2 separate regions of the Homo sapiens genome follow, and region 1 is linked to region 2. A link is a contact called in ENCODE Hi-C or POLR2A ChIA-PET data. All regions are on one chromosome and are shown on one strand. Each heading gives the region's core, a stretch centred on a gene start or an enhancer-like site at or near the end of the contact. The rest is flanking DNA. Distances are from core to core; before and after follow the strand shown. Region 1 overlaps SRL (sarcalumenin). Region 2 has its middle 11 kb from the start of TRIDDENT.

What was found. Hi-C counts contacts between places; a loop is a spot of excess contacts on that map. ChIA-PET counts read pairs that join two places held with the same protein, here RNA polymerase II (POLR2A). Pooled maps may share reads with other maps.
Region 1: a pooled map shows a loop between it and region 2 (3-fold over the local background). The contact joins two enhancer-like sites. A Hi-C loop is called at or near these places in 1 of 168 maps with a recorded cell type or tissue (CD14-positive monocyte), 1 of 37 single-sample maps with no recorded cell type and 4 of 50 pooled maps. POLR2A ChIA-PET finds 5 or more read pairs at or near these places in 3 of 52 experiments (AG04449, AG04450 and T-cell).

What each region holds. Positions count from the first base shown.
Region 1 is chr16:4,229,886-4,233,436 of GRCh38, forward strand. All of the region lies in intron 1 of SRL (sarcalumenin), which reads right to left. Among named protein-coding and RNA genes, the nearest start is that of SRL, 10 kb to the right of the region's middle. Within about 2 kb of position 2,191, at least 3 of the 41 ENCODE cell types and tissues checked have a DNase peak (open chromatin) inside an H3K27ac peak, as active enhancers do.
Region 2 is chr16:3,937,412-3,941,053 of GRCh38, forward strand. No RefSeq gene overlaps it. Among named protein-coding and RNA genes, the nearest start is that of TRIDDENT, 11 kb to the right of the region's middle. Within about 2 kb of position 1,805, at least 2 of the 41 ENCODE cell types and tissues checked have a DNase peak (open chromatin) inside an H3K27ac peak, as active enhancers do.

The sequences.
Region 1 (3,551 bases), core at 941-3,440, 290 kb after region 2:
CTTTGAGGGGACTGCGTGCTGGGGCCTCGTGCAGAAGAAGAGCTGGGCCTCAGGTCACAGAGTAAGCTGGTCCTGGGCTTCCAGCTTCTTGCTCCCTTACTCTTTTCATCACACAGGCAGCCAGGACCCAGACCTCCATCCCTTTCCCCTCTCTACCTCACCCTGCGTCAGAGACACACCCCCTAGGAACTGGGCAATTCTGGTCAATTCTCCCCACCCGGGCAGCCACCCTCCTACCTACCACCACTACTAGGCCGGGCTACCTCCTGAGATTCTCTGCCTGAGCCAGTCCTCCATCTGTTCATTCAACACACTTGCCCGGGTGTGTCTGCAGAGCTCCAGATCAGCCAGGGGGGGCAACCCATGAGCTGTGGAACAAAGTGGACCAAGGAAACAGGTACCCCCTCCACCCAGTGGAAGACCATCCCCTAGGAGAAAGCCCCCCAAAATTAGTGTATCTCTAAAATTCATATCCACCTAGAACCTCAGAATGTGATTTTTTTTTTTTTTTTTGAGACAGAGTCTTGCCCTGTCGCCCAGGCTGGAGTATGGTGGTGCGATCTCGGCTCACTGCAACCTCCACCTCCCGGGTTCAAGCGATTCTCCTGCCTCAGCCCCCCAAGTAGCTGGGATTACAGGCGGGCACCACTATGACTGGCTAATTTTTTTTTTTTTGTATCTTTAGTAGAGACGGGGTTTCACCATGTTGGCCAGGCTGGTCTTGAACTCCCGACCTCGTGATCCGCACCCCCTTGGCCTCCCAAAGTGCTGGGATTACAGGTGTGAGCCACCACACCCAGGAAGAATGTGACCTTCTATGGAAACAGGGTCTTTGCAAATGTAATTAGTTAAGATGAGATCATACTGGATTAGGTGGGCCCTAAACCCAACATCTTCAATGTCCTTAGGTGATGAGGAGAGGACACAGGGACACACAGACAAGGGAGAAGGCCACATGATGACAGAGGCAGAGAGTGCAGTGATGAAGCTACCACTCAAAGAATGCCAGGAATTGCTGGCAACCACTGGATGCTGGAAGAGGCAAGGAAGGATCCCCCTTAGACCTTTCAAAGGGAATGTGGCCCTGCCAACACCTTGATTTCAGACTTTTGGGCTCCAGAATTGTCAGAGAATAAATTTCTGTGGTTTTGGCCAGGCACTGTGGCTCACACCTGTAATCCCAGCACTTTGGGAGGCCAAGGTAGGATCACTTGAGCCCAGAAGCTCAAGACCAGCCCAGGCAACATGGCGAGAGCCCTGTCTCTACAAAAAATACAAAAATTAGCTGAGCATGGTGGTGCATGCCTATAGTCTCAGCTACTTGGGAGGCTGTGGTGGGAGGATCACTTGAGCCCGGGAGGCAGAGATTGCAGTGAGCAGAGATTGCACCACTGCACTCCAGCCTGGGCAACAGAGTGAGACCCTGTCTCAAAAAAAACAATTGCTGTGGCTTTAAGCTACTGACTTTGTGGCAAGTTGTTACCGTGGTCCCAGGAAGATCAAATAGGAACCAACACCTAAGCCTGGCGCTGTGAGAGCTTCCTGACACCATTTAACACTGAGCCAATCGTTTTCACCATCCCCATGGCCGCAGACCCTGTCGTCACCATCCTGGGGCCCACATGCTCTGAAACCCAGCTCGAGCCCCCCTTCCAGGAAGCATGCCCCGACAACCGCTCCCCCTTTCTCTGCACTCTCAGGCTGCTTATTTTTAGCTGCTGATTACGTCTACCTTATATGGTTCTCTATTCATGTCATGAGCAGGGGCTGTCTCCCCTCCTAGTCTGTAAGCTCTTTGAGGACAGAGAATCCCAAGGATATTAACAGTCCTGAGCAGGGGAGGCGTGTTGATGGATTCCCCTGGTTGGTCAAGTTTCATGATATTTCAGGAAACTGGAGGCAAATATCAAGTTGCCGCATACTCACAAGAGTGATAACCTGTCATTCTTGTCATAGTCCTTTTAAGCTTAGAAAGTATCTATTATCAAAAAATATTTTAAGCATCCGATAGCCATTTTCTTATTATAGTCACGAAACAGCCCCATGCTGGAAATAGAGCAAGTATCATTATCCCCATTTTATGGGTGAAGAAACAAACGCAGAGATAGTCAGGGACTTGGCGGCTGATTTGTGACAAAACCAGCATTTGCTCTGCCCCCGGGTTCCGGTGCTCCCGCTGGGCCCCACCCCAGGCCAGCCGCTCTGCCTCTGTGTAGACAGCGCCAAGCAAGGAGGGACTTGGTGGAGTGCTCACCAGCTTAACTACCAATTCGGAAAGGAAACAAAGGCAGGAAAGGAGGTGGGCTGGTGTCTTGGGAGCCCGAGGCCAGGATGGTCTCCCCAGGACAGGGTGAGTACTTGACACTTCTCCAGTTCTTTTCCAGATTCTTCCCAAGTCCTAGAGAGCACTCCCGGTCTCTTGATCTCCTTGGGTAAGTGCAAGAAAAATAAGTAATCATCTACTACTTGACACTAAGTAATCAACAAATTGGCTAGAGGCCTCTCTGGTGGACACAGGGACACAGGTGGTCACATCAGGCCCTAAATGCTGTGTAAGTTGGAGGCCCATCAGTGGCATGGCTTCCAAAGGAATGGCTTGGTCAAGCCTTTACCTATTGCCATCTAGACGAATTTTTTTTTTTTTCAACAGAGTCTTGCTCTGGCACCCAGACTGGAGTGCACTGGCACAATTACAGTTCACCGCAGCCATGACCTCCCGGGCTCAAGAGATCCACCTGCTCCAGCCTCCCAAGCAGCTGGGACCACACGCATAGGCCATTATGCCTGGCTAATTGTTGTATTTTTTTGTAGAGATGGGGTTTCTCCATGTTGCCCAAGGTACTCTTGAACTCCTGCGGTCAAGGGATCTACCCGCTTCAACCTCCCAAAGTGCTGGGATTGCAGGCAAGAGCCACCGTGCCCAGCCTAGGGGAAATTCTATGGGAGAAAACTGAGCTGGCCTAGGTCCTAGCCAAATGACTACCTGAAGGAGGACCGGGGGCTGCAGTTTTGGCAGCAATCCAGTGGTGGGGGGAGGCGGGGGCTCCCAAACCCCGGGACTCTCCCCTGAGCTCCCAGCACAAGCCACTTCCTACAAGCCCAGAACTCCAGGCCAGACTTTGTCTGCACCTGTTTGAGCTCAGAGTACAGTCCCTGCTCTAGAAGCATCCAAAAATATCTGAGAGAGCGGGGAATAGGGAGGGGCTATCTGGAAGAAAACAGGCTAGAGTCTTCAGAGGGCTGAGAGAAAGAGCCACTTGGCTCAGCATTCAAGGTTCTTCCCAACTGGCCCCAACTCATCAGGGTGGCCTAATCTCCCCCGAACACGAGCCCCACACTCTAGCCAGAGCTAGTCTCATCCTGTCCCTGGCAGTGCCGTGCTCTGAGCTTCCTCACCTCCTGGCTTTTGTCACCATCTTCAGGTGTCTCTGCCTGCACAAATCATCTGTCATTCATTAGACCTTGTTGACTGCCTTGAATGAGCCAAGCGTCATGCTACACTGTTCGTGATGAAATACGGGCAAATTAAACAAAGGCACAGCTTCCACCCT
Region 2 (3,642 bases), core at 555-3,054:
GAGGTGGCAGTGAGCTGAGTTCGCTTCATTGAGCTCCAACCTGGGTGACAAAGCCAGACTCTGTTTCAAAAAAAAAAAAAAAAGAAACTAGAGGAATATGGATTGGAGAAGACTCTAAATTTGTGTCTGTGTGTTATGCTGAGCATTTTAGTTAAGGACACTACTGTAGCATCTCAGCTTCCTTGGGCTCCCCAGCTACAAGGGCATATCCAGGAAGACACCACAGGCTCCAACCGCCTTCCTTATGGTCAATAGGCAGCAAGCCAGGCTCTGGAGATGGAGCTGGGGTGGAGGCGTCTCAGGCTAGTGGGCAAGTACTCTCGAAGGGCCAGCCAGGGGTGCTCAGTATTTGGCTTGGGTGGACACTGGCCTGGGGAGAAGGGTAGCTGCAGGCCCTGGATAAAAGGCACTGGGCAATTTTTAGCCAGCTGTATTATTTACATATGTATAAATGGATAGACATAGATGTAATTTTGCCTGAAAAAATACAGTGTACCCTATTTAATTAATTAATTAATTTTTTTTTGAGGTGGACTATCATTCTGTCATCCAGGCTGGAGTGCAGTGGTACGATCTTGGCTCACAGCAACCTCTACCTCCCAGGTTCAAGCGATTCTCCTGCCTCAGCCTCCCAAGTAGCTGGGATCACAAGCACATGCCACCATGACCGGTTAATTTTTGTATTTTTAGTAGAGATGGGGGTTTCACCATGTTGGCCAGGCTGGTCTCGAACTCCTGACCTCAGGTGATCCTCCCGCCTCGGCCTCCCAAAGTGCTGGGATTACAGGCGTGGGCCACTGCACCCGGCCTAAATTTGAATTTCAAATGTCAAATTTTTTTTTTTTAGTGTAAGTATATCCCAACTCATGCACTATTTGGGATATACTTATACTACAAAAATTATTCATTGTTGATCTCACCCTCATAGTTACATATACACCCTGTATTTTTATTTGCTAAATCTGGCAACATCCACTGGACAGGAAATTCAAAGATCCAGATTCTAGTCCTGGCTTTGCGCTAACGAGGAGTTGGAGCAAAGAGGGTACTGCTTCTCAGGCCTCTGGTTAAAAGAAGCCCCTCTCCACCTCCCTCACTGCCTCCACCATCCAGGGTGAGAGAGGTACCGTCAGACACGCCAGAGCTAGACCCCAAGCGGATGCTTTCTAGGGCAAGGTGAGATTTTGCAGGAAAGGAGTGCATAGGCGTGCACAGGGGACGCGCGCTAAGCGTAAGGCGGCGTTCTCAATGCTTAGCAGTGCATTGGGATCGCCTGGTGAACGGGAACGATACTGACGGCCAGCGCCCCCACTCCCAATTCGACTGGTCTAAAGTGGGGCCCAGATACTTGTCTTTTTTTTTTTTTTAAAGTTCCACAGTGACTCCGCTGTGACCTGCACAGTTAAGAAACTGCAGGAGTCCGGGCGGTTTCCAAGGATGGGTCAGGGGCTGAAGGCGGTCTGTGCAATTGGCCCCGGGCTTGCCGAGCTGGAAGAGCCCCTGAGTGGCACTGGAGCCACTTCCGCCTGCATGAAGAAAGGGGTGCCGGGAGGACTGAGGAGGGACTAGGACCCCATCCCTGTTCCTGAGCCAGCGCCCGTCCCACCTCTGGCACGGTGCCTCCAGAAACCCAACAGGGGGAGCGCCTGGACCCCAGGCAGGACGCCGCGTGGGGGACGCTGGCTGTGGACCCCTGTCCCGAGGGCGGCCAGAGGCTGGCTCTGAATCCCAGGATGCCCAGGCCACGCTCGCTCAGTCCCGGAGCTTGGGACTTCTGAAGACGCGGGGCCTCGTTTGGGGTCGCAAGTCTGAGCGCTCCGGCTCTGGTTGGCGCTAGGTGGCGCCCGAGAGCGCGCCAGGCTCACCCTGGGGAGACCTGGGGCCAGCCGGGGTCTCCCTGCTCTGGCGCAGGCAGATCATCGACCCCTGCGTGGCGCAGTTACAGGATCCTTGGGCGGTGCCATGCAATGCCTTCTCAAGGCCCAGCACTTCGCCCGATCCCTGGGAGGGATGGACAGTCGTGCGCCCCATAGAGGTTTGGGTCAACAGCCTGCATATAGGACCGTGGTCCCATAAGATTTTCACGGAGCTGAAAAATTCTTAACATTCTTATGGCCTAGAGACTTCATAGGGGAACGCATTCCTCACGAGTTTGTGGTGATGCTGGTGTAAACCAACCTACAGTGCTGTCAGTCATATAAAAGTCTAGCACATGTAATTATGCACCGTACATAATACTCGGTAATGATAATAAACAACTGTGTTACTGGCTTAGGTATTTACTACACTATACTTTTTTCATTTCATTTTGTTTTGTTTTTATAGAGACAGGGTCTCACTCTGTTGCCTAGGCTGGAGTACAGTGGTGTGACCATAGCTCGCTGCAGGCTTGGCCTCCGGAGCTCAAACAATCCTTCTGCCTCAGCCTCCTGAGTAGCTGAGACTACAGGTGTGCGCCAGCACTCCTGGCTATTTTTTAAAAATTTTTAGTAGAGACAAGGTTTGACGAAGTTGCCCAGGCTGGCCTTGAACTCTTGAGCTCAAGCGATCCTCTGACCTTGGCCTCCCAGAGTGCTGGGATTACAGGCCTGAGCCATGGTGCCTGGTCCTTATTGTTCCTTAGAGTGCACTCATATTTTTTTACAGTTACCCGTAAAACAGCCTCGGGCAGGCCTTTCAGGAGGTATTCTAGAAGAAAGCATTATTATCACAGGAGATGACAGTCTGCATACACATTGCCTCTGAAGACCTTCCAGTGGGACGAGATGTGGAGGTGGAAGACAGTGACATTCATGATCGTGACCCTGGGTAGGCCTAGGCTAATGTGTATGTGTGTCTTAGTTTTTAATAAAAAAGTTTAAAAAGTTTAAAAAAAATTAATAGAAAAGGCTGTCCAGGCACAGTGGCTCCTGCCTGTAATCCCAGCACTTTGGGAGGCCAAGGCGGGCAGATCACCTGAGGTCAGGAGTTTGAGACCAGCCTGGCCAACATGGTGAAACCCCATCTCCACTAAAAAATACAAAAATTAGCCGGGCATCGTGGTGGGCGCCTGTAATCCCAGCTACTTGGGAGGCTGAGGCAGGGAGAATTAATTGCTTGAACTCAGGAGACGGAGGTTGCGGTGAGCCGAGATCGCGCCACAGCACTCCAGCCTGGGCAACAGAATGAGACTCCGTCTAGAAGAAGAAGAAAAAAGTTAATAGGGCCAGGTGCAGTGGCTCACACCTGTAATCCCAGCACTTTGGGAGGCAGAAGTGGGTGGACTGCTTGAGCTCAGGAGTTTGAGACCAGCCTGGGTAAGGTGGCGAAACCCTGTCTCTACAAAAAATACAAAAATTAGCCGGGAGTGGTGATGTGCATCTGTAGTCCCAGCTATTTGAGAGGCTGAGGTTGGAAGATCGCTTGAGCCTGGGAGATGAAGCCTGCAGTGAGCCAAGACTGTGCCACTGCACTCCAGCCTGGATGACAGAGTGAGACCCTATCTCAAAAAAAAAAAAAAAAAAAGCTAATAGAATAAAGACATAACGAAAATAAATATCTTTGTACAATGTGTTTGATGTGTTTGTGTTTTAAGCTGTGTTTTACTTTTTTACAAAAAAGTAAAAAAGTTAAAAAAATTAAAAAGTTTATAAAGTAAAAAAG